2 separate regions of the Homo sapiens genome follow, and region 2 is linked to region 1. The links are chromatin contacts, found by Hi-C in ENCODE. All regions are on one chromosome and are shown on one strand. The core of a region is the stretch at or near the end of the contact, and the rest is flanking DNA. Distances in the headings are between cores, read along the strand shown. Region 1 holds the start of AK6 (adenylate kinase 6). Region 2 holds the start of SREK1IP1 (SREK1 interacting protein 1).

Region 1 (3,861 bases), core at 1,362-3,861:
CCACCATACCCAGCTAATTTTTGTATTTTCAGTAGAGACCGGGTTTCACCATATTGGCCAGGCTGGTCTCAAACTCCTAACCTCAGGTGATCTGCCAGCCTCGGCCTCCTAAAGTGCTGGGATTACAGGCGTGAGCCACCATGCCTGGCCATATGTAAATTAGCATGTACTACGATCTAATAAAAATTTTCCAAAGCTAACTGAATGTCAGAATATTACCCAGTGTATTGATTCTCCAGGGGTGGGGCTCAGCAGATTCTGACGCCAATTCAAACTGCCTGCTGCTACCGGGGAACTGCTGAGAATAAAATTAGCCATCTCGTGCTGGGCGCAGTGGCTCATGCCTGTAATCACCGCACTTTGGGAGGCCGAGGCGGGCAGATCACAAGGTCAGGAGATTGAGACAATCCTGGCCAACATAGTGAAACTACATCTCTATTAAAATACAAAAATTAGCCGGGCGTGGTGGCGCGTGCCTGTAATCCCAGCTACTCAGGAGGCTGAGGCAGGAGAATCCCTTGAACCAGGTAGTTGTAGGATGCAGTGAGCCAAGATCGCGCCACAGCACTCCAGCCTGGCGACAGAGACTCCATCTCAAAAAAAAAAAAAAAAAAATTAGCCACCTCGAATCAATTACAATAATTTATTTACCTTTTTCTTTTTTTAAAGACAAGATATCTCTTTGTTACCTAGGCTGGAGTGCAGTGGAACTTGGCTCACTAGAGCCTTTACCTCCTGGGCTCAAGCAATCCTCCCATCTCAGCCTGTCCGGTAGCTAGGACCACAGGTATGCACCACCATGCCCTGGTTAATTTTTGTAGAGACGGGGTTTGGCTATGTTGCTTAGGCTAAGCTCAAACTCCTGAGCTCAAGCGATCTCCCCACCTCCACCTCCCAAAGTGCTGGGATTTACAGGCATGAGCCACCCACCTGGCCTATTTGCTTTAACTTATAAAGATTTAAAAACTGTTCATGGCCACGTGTGGTGGCTCGCGCGTGTAATCCCAGCAATTTGGGAGGAGAAGGCGGGAGGATCGCTTAAGCGCAGGAGTTCGAGACCAGCCTGGCCAACATAATGAGACTCTGTCTCAAACAAAAACAAAAACAAGAACAAAAACAAAACTGTTCATGTTAAAATTAAGCAGTCTGAAAATTACCTCTACTGACCCCTTGCGCCCTTCCCTAGAGATAACCACTGTAAACCAGTTTCCTTTCCCAAAGAAACCCTATTTATGTTTGCATGTAAATGTACATATATGTACATACTCTTTGTTATATAAATACAACACATATTCCCTTTTACATAAATGACAATACTATATACATTGTTCTTTACCTTCCCCTTCTGATACCTATTAAAATTACATTTCAAGATCATCAAATTCATAATTTTCAGCTATTCAGATTTAACATCCCTGAAATTAAACTTAAGCATAAAGATAACAGGGATAATCCAGTTCCCATACCCAGGAGAATAACGGTCACCTCAAGTCCACTATAATACACCAAGTCTGAACCCTGGACTCAACATGTTTTCAATAAAATGTTCACTTTAAAGTTTTGACAATGACTTAATAACCAGGGCACTATGTTTGATCCATGCAAAAAGATGTAAAATCTTCCGCTTAAGGAATCTAAAATTCTAAACGTTATTTGTGGGGTGGTTAATCTGCACCTCTCAGAAACAGACATGTCTTGTGCGCTGCCAACAATTTTACCTTTGGGTGAATGATGTAACTTTACTGTTCCCACAAAGAGTCTTAATTTTTCTGTACCTTGCAATAAAATCTACATGCATTAGATTTTTCCACGAATGGCCTACAATTTGATAAACACTTTCAGGACTAAACGGCTAGCAAAAATATTCGTTAAAGTCGTTATGCAGCATTTTAATTCCCTTCACTGATAACATGCACCCTGAGTATGGCTTCAAAGACCCACTCCTACGCGAGAAACGACCCGAAATGCTCTATATGCCTTCCTTTTAAGGGGCGGGGGGATCCTTTGATGTAACTCAACAAAAGCATACAGCAATTTCGTCACGTCACAAACATCTGAACTCGTTTACCGAAATCTAATCTGAGGCGTTTATCAGAAGCAAAGAAAAAATAAAATACGGCCCACGGAGGCCTAAGGAGTGAGGCATCCACCATTAATGACTCTACCGGGAAGCAGATATGGCCTTACGTTATTTCGCTAAAAATCCCAAGGCCAACCCTGCCAAAGAATCAACAACCCATTTTACAAACGAAATACCAGATTCAGAAAGACTAAGCAGGTTGCCAAGCTGGAGAGCTGGATCTGCCGACCTCTCTCCACCCCCCCCCGCCCCCCCCCGGAGCCTCAGGCCAACGGAATTAACGTTCCGCGTCCCCTCCCTCGCCTCCCGCAACGCCCGCGAGGGTCGGCTCCCGGGGCGCTGACAACCGCCTCGTGGCCCTCGGCCGGCCTCTGAAGAGGGCAGTGAGGGGCCCCCACCTGGGCGCCCGATGCCCAGAGCACTCTGCGCCCCCAGCCTGCCCCAGCCCAGTCCCTCCCGGCCGCGCGCCCTGACCGGTGAGCAGGATGTTCGGAAGCAACATGGTCCCCGCCGCGACGGCTTCGGGCGCCTCGCTCACGTGCCCTTTGCTCTACAGGGAGGAGCCGGAAGGGGCGGGCGGCAGCAAAAGCCCACGGCCCCAAAGGCCCCGAAGCCCACCGCGGCGCCCCTAGCCTGCCCCGGCGGCCCAGCCGCGGCCCACTGGTTACCTGGCTTTCGATGACACATTTCCGTCGCAAAGTTGGAGGGTGGGCATAACTCGGGTCGGTACTTCGGGTCAGGCAGTGCGCTGGATGCCTAAGTCACACACTCCTTCGGTGGTCCCCGCCCTTCGCTTGCGCCGACCAGTCTGGAAGGTCCCCGGGAGGCCGTACCTCCGAGAGGCTCGGCGTTGAGCCCGGGTAGGGCCAGGTGGCTGCCCTTTCACCTAGGGTAGTCCCTGGTCGCCTCCGCTCTTCGCCTAAAAGGGGATGCAGCTCCGGGAAAGTAAGGCCGCCGCGGTTGCGGCTATATTATGTATATGTCTTAGAGACGTGAGTCTATCTCTGCCTTCAAGCTTTCCTGGGCTCTCGTCGCTCCTCCTCCCGACCCGCCCATCCCATCTGGGGATGAGAAGATTGAGGGTGCAGAGCCCTGTCCTGCAGCGGGGATTTGCGAGCTCAACCCGGCACCCCACTGATTACAGGATTACGTTGGACGAATATTTGAGCTTAGTATTCCCTGTTCACTGTGTGGGGTGGTGGTGGGTCGGCTAGGAATAGTCTTGAAGGTCTACCTCTGACATCTCATTTCAGTAACCTCGCATCTTCAGGGACAGTTATCTGCTTTTTAAAGGAGGTAATTGTCAATCTTGTTTTCAAGAGTGAATAGAGACCTGACCGTGACAACAGTCTGCACCTTTTTTTGTTTGTTTGTTTGTTTTTGTTTTGTTTTGAGACGGAGTCTCACTCTTGTCGCCCAGGCTGGAGTGCAACCTCCGCCTCCTGGGTTCAAGTGATTCTCCTGCCTTAGCCTCCAGAGTAGCTGGGATTACAGGCGCCCACCACCACGCCCGGCTAATTTTTGCATTTTTAATAGAGACGGGGTTTCACCATGTTTTGGCCAGGCTGGTCTCAAACTCCTGACCTCAGATGATCCGCCCGCCTCGTCCTCCCACGGTGCTGGGATTACAGGCATGAGCCACCGCGTCCGGCCCCTGGTCTGCATCTTTTATTTCGAGCTACAAACTATATTTACTCAAATAGGTGTTTTTTTTCCACCTGTATACCTTTTGAAACGTCACAGTCTCTAATCGTGAACGATTTGGGGCGGAGGGCTGAACA
Region 2 (3,861 bases), core at 408-2,907, 4.6 Mb before region 1:
TAGCTACAGCTACTACCTCTGTACTTAATTTCTCACTTATCTCCCATCTGTATTTGAGTTCCATCCATAGAAAACATCTTTCATTTCCTCTTTTCACATATTTCCTCTTCCTTTACGTATCCAGTTCCTCCGACTGCAGTCTCCTCTCCCTTCAAGCCACCCCTCCTACAATTCAGATCTCCTCCTAAGTGCTACCTCCTTTGGAAAGTCCTTCTGCCCATCCTGTATGTGTTTGGTGCCCTTACTTTGTGCTAAGGTCTTGTATTTTCCTTGCCATGGCACTTGTCCCACTTTCTGTAAATTTCTCTCTCTTCACTGCTAAATTCTAAGTTCTGTGTGAAGCGTAACCATGTCTACCTTGCTCACCACTGTATTTCCAATGCCCAGTACCAGTGCCTGGCACACAGTAGGCTTAATAAAGAGTGTACATTTCCTCTCTCACAGCTCCAGATGTACTCCTCCGCAAACTTCAGTTAGTACAAAAGCACAGTGTTCCAATAACAGCTATCTGTAGAAGGAGGTTCAAAAAGGCTGCCACAGAATAAAGAACCTGGTCAAATAATACTGGGAAGTGCAGGTTTAAACAAAGTTAGGGTTCTGAACCATAGTAATTCTATAGTTCATAGTAATTCTATAGCAATTCATAGTATTCTATTCTAATAGAATAGAATCTTTTCTATTACTAAAGTGCGCTGGGAATTTCCAAGTTGGGAGGTGGGGTGGAGAAGTGTGTATTTCTGAAAATGTCTCCTGCAATCAGTGTTCTGCAGTGGCAAAGCTGGTTTGAGGAGATGCTTTCCGCTACTAGAACTTCCAAGTAAGCTGGTAGTTGAGGACGAGAAAATCTTTTAAGTAATTATTCTGCAGAGTTCACCGTTTTTAGGTCAGTAACTTCTGGACATAGAATTTGAGAGTTAGAAGAAATCTTATATATAATTCAACAAAGCTCCTTCTTTTTATAAGGAAACTGAGGCCCAGAAGCACAAAGCGACCAATCTATGGCCACGGAGCAGCTACATACAACAGGAAGAGCTAGGAGTAGAACCCGCACACCCGGTGGGTCCTAGCGACTTCTAAGACAAACGATGCCTCCGGTTACCTGGGTCGGCCAAGTGTTCCCACTTCAAGTTTTAGTTTTAAGCCATACCACAGTTAAGGTAGTTTTTCTCGGCCGCTTGCCCCCTTAGGCCTACAGTTACAGTCTCTCCCTCCTCCCTCCCTTCCACAATACACTTTCCCTGTAATCCCAAGCAGCTGGGGCTTGGCTCCTGGGGGGAAGATAGTTATTTTCTTTCCTTCAGAGTTTATGTTTGGAGTGTAAACTTTTTCATGTAAACAAAACAAACCTGTGAATTTTAAGGCCTCCGCCTAAATCCCCATGGGCGCTGCTCCGTACACGCCGCACCCTACCCTACCCTCCCTTGCGCTCCCTTCGGAGCTCGGACGCAGAGGCCCTGTAATTGCTCCTTACCTGGGACTGCCATGACGGTGGTAAGAGGGGTAACTCGAGCCTCTGGCTTTCGAAAAGGCGCTTGCTTCCCGCCAGCTGTGAGAACAAGGCACAGTCAAAGCGGCGTTTTCCTTCCCCCAGCGCAGCAGCACCCTCGCTACGGTCGGGAAGGGCCTGTACGCCTCTAGCGACGGCAGAACCAGTAGATGCGGATGCAGTTTCCGGACGAGTCATATTGCAGAAGACACATGGTCCGAACCATTACTGATAGTTTTGGAGGGGGAGTTAGTTTGATCTGCACACGAGAGTAGTGTAAACACCGCCAACACTTATGAAGTGTCCCTTCTAATATTGTAATACAAATAACATAAATAACATTAAGCTATGGTAACTTTACGGACTTTTCTCGTTCCCTGGAGTACATTGGAATAACCCTTCTCAGGGTTAGCGGTGCTCGGGTCCGGTAACAACATGGCGGCGTCCGTGAGGGGCTCCTTTGGGCAGGGGTAGTGTTTGGTGTCCCTGTCTTGCGTGATATTGACAAACTGAAGCTTTCCTGCACCACTGGACTTAAGGAAGAGTGTACTCGTAGGCGGACAGCTTTAGTGGCCGGCCGGCCGCTCTCATCCCCCGTAAGGAGCAGAGTCCTTTGTACTGACCAAGATGAGCAACATCTACATCCAGGAGCCTCCCACGAATGGGAAGGTGAGAGCCTCATCTAGGGAACTTGGGGTCCTGGGATCCCCAAAGTGAGATTTCCCGGATTTGGGGTGGGGAGTGGGTTTCAGGATCTCGTGGTAGGAAGAGACCACGAGAAGTGTTGTCTTTACTCCTGCATGTGGACAATGTTGCATCGAAACACTGATGTTGGTACTTTTCAGGATGTACTTGAAGAAGTCAAGTGGAGATTTCTCTACCTACCAGCATTCCGGTCCTATTTAATGCTTTAACCCAACTCATGCAGCCGATTTCTGGGGTCTTAGGTTTTTAAACAGACATTTTTGAGTTTGATATATTCTTTGCTTAACTAAGGTCATTCATTCTCCATTTCTTCTACAATCATTAATTGAACGCCTGCGAGGCACTGGGCACTGTACTAGGCGCCGGAGATACAAAGATGGATGGGTAAGGTAGTTGTTTTCCCGGAAAAGCTTATAGTTTAGTTTGTGAGACAGACAGGTAAACAAAAGCCTGTATGTCTGATAAGCGTGCTTGTGGAGAAGAGACCAGGTTGCTATGGCGGTACTGAGTAGTGAACAACTGGGGAAGTTAGGAAAAGCCTCATGGAAAAGATATCTTTTGAGCTGGTTTTAAAACCTGAGATGACTGTCAGTCAGAGAAAGTGGGAAATGGGGACTATTACCACATTAGAATGGGGAAAGGTTTCTCTGATTGATTTGATGGCTAATGTATGCCAATTCCCATCCAAGATGTTTGTATGCTGTACAAGGCAGAAGAGTCTGTTGTGGAATAAGTGTCACCTGAATTCTTAAATTGAGACCTAGCTTATATCACATATGAAATTTGATGAATCAGCATATTGGAGAAAATGAGATTGGAAGTATATAGTTGAATTAAGATAAGCTAAATTTACACAACATACCATCCTGTTTGTTACATGATTGCATCATAAATAATTTATACAGTCTTTTATTCATTGACATTTGATAATGTAATGAGAGCAATTTAAAAGTGAAACCAAAAATGCTGTAATTCCCAGCAAAAATGTAATGGATATTTTATGGGCAGACCAATTCTTTCAATTCTTTGTTTGAACTTCTCCTGGGCATTGTAGATTAGTATGTCCATCCCACCCCTCACCTATCTTATTTAATATCAATGTGAAAACCCAAAATACCTACCTCCTCCTATTTCCAAATGTTTCTTGAGGGCAATATCACCCCCAGTTAATAAACACTGGTAGAGATTGAATAGATTTACCATCCTGCCAGACAGGGCCTTCACACTTGCTGTTCCTCTGTCTAATCAAGTGTTGACCTTAGCAAAGAGCCCTTTCTTATCTACTTTCTATGAAATAGCAAACTTCAATCATGCCTTGCATCCCAGCAGTCTCTGGCCCCCTTAACCTTTTTAGTTTTTTTCATGGTATTTATTAATTATTTAGTATTACTGTATCCTTCCTCCTACCTTCCCCCTATAGAATGTAAGGAACATAAGGGCAGAGACAAGCATCTGGAACAGTACTTGATACATGATAGAAGGAGTTCAGATAGGTATTGAATAAATGAATGGATGGATGAATTAATACTATATTTTTCTTAGTTTTTGAGAAGTATTAAGCATCAGTGAGTTTGAGGTTATACTGCTGGTCAAGGACAGACTTAATTGCTTTATTCTAAAGCAAGATTTGACATGGTCATATAGATGAAAAGCTTTAACAAGGATACATT

Evidence for each region. Hi-C counts contacts between places; a loop is a spot of excess contacts on that map. Pooled maps may share reads with other maps.
Region 2: a pooled map shows a loop between it and region 1 (14-fold over the local background). The contact joins the promoter of SREK1IP1 here to the promoter of AK6 in region 1. A Hi-C loop is called at or near these places in 5 of 50 pooled maps.

The regions. Positions count from the first base shown.
Region 1 is chr5:69,366,909-69,370,769 of GRCh38, forward strand. AK6 (adenylate kinase 6) reads right to left here and starts at 2,612. Exons shown (of 5, transcript NM_016283.5): 1 at 2,555-2,612. The coding sequence starts at 2,582. TAF9 (TATA-box binding protein associated factor 9) reads right to left here and starts at 2,612. Exons shown (of 3, transcript NM_003187.5): 1 at 2,555-2,612. RAD17 (RAD17 checkpoint clamp loader component) reads left to right here and starts at 2,910. Exons shown (of 19, transcript NM_133338.3): 1 at 2,910-3,025. RefSeq lists an enhancer at 3,164-3,713.
Region 2 is chr5:64,767,034-64,770,894 of GRCh38, forward strand. SREK1IP1 (SREK1 interacting protein 1) reads right to left here and starts at 1,658. Exons shown (of 5, transcript NM_173829.4): 1 at 1,472-1,658. The coding sequence starts at 1,484. It overlaps CWC27 (CWC27 spliceosome associated cyclophilin), which reads left to right and starts at 1,897. Exons shown (of 14, transcript NM_005869.4): 1 at 1,897-2,155. The coding sequence starts at 2,114. LOC124900985 (a long non-coding RNA gene) reads right to left here and starts at 1,463. Exons shown (of 4, transcript XR_007058787.1): 1 at 1-1,463. RefSeq lists enhancers at 942-1,668, 1,040-2,239, 1,391-1,480, 1,631-1,950, 1,669-2,393 and a silencer at 1,409-1,703.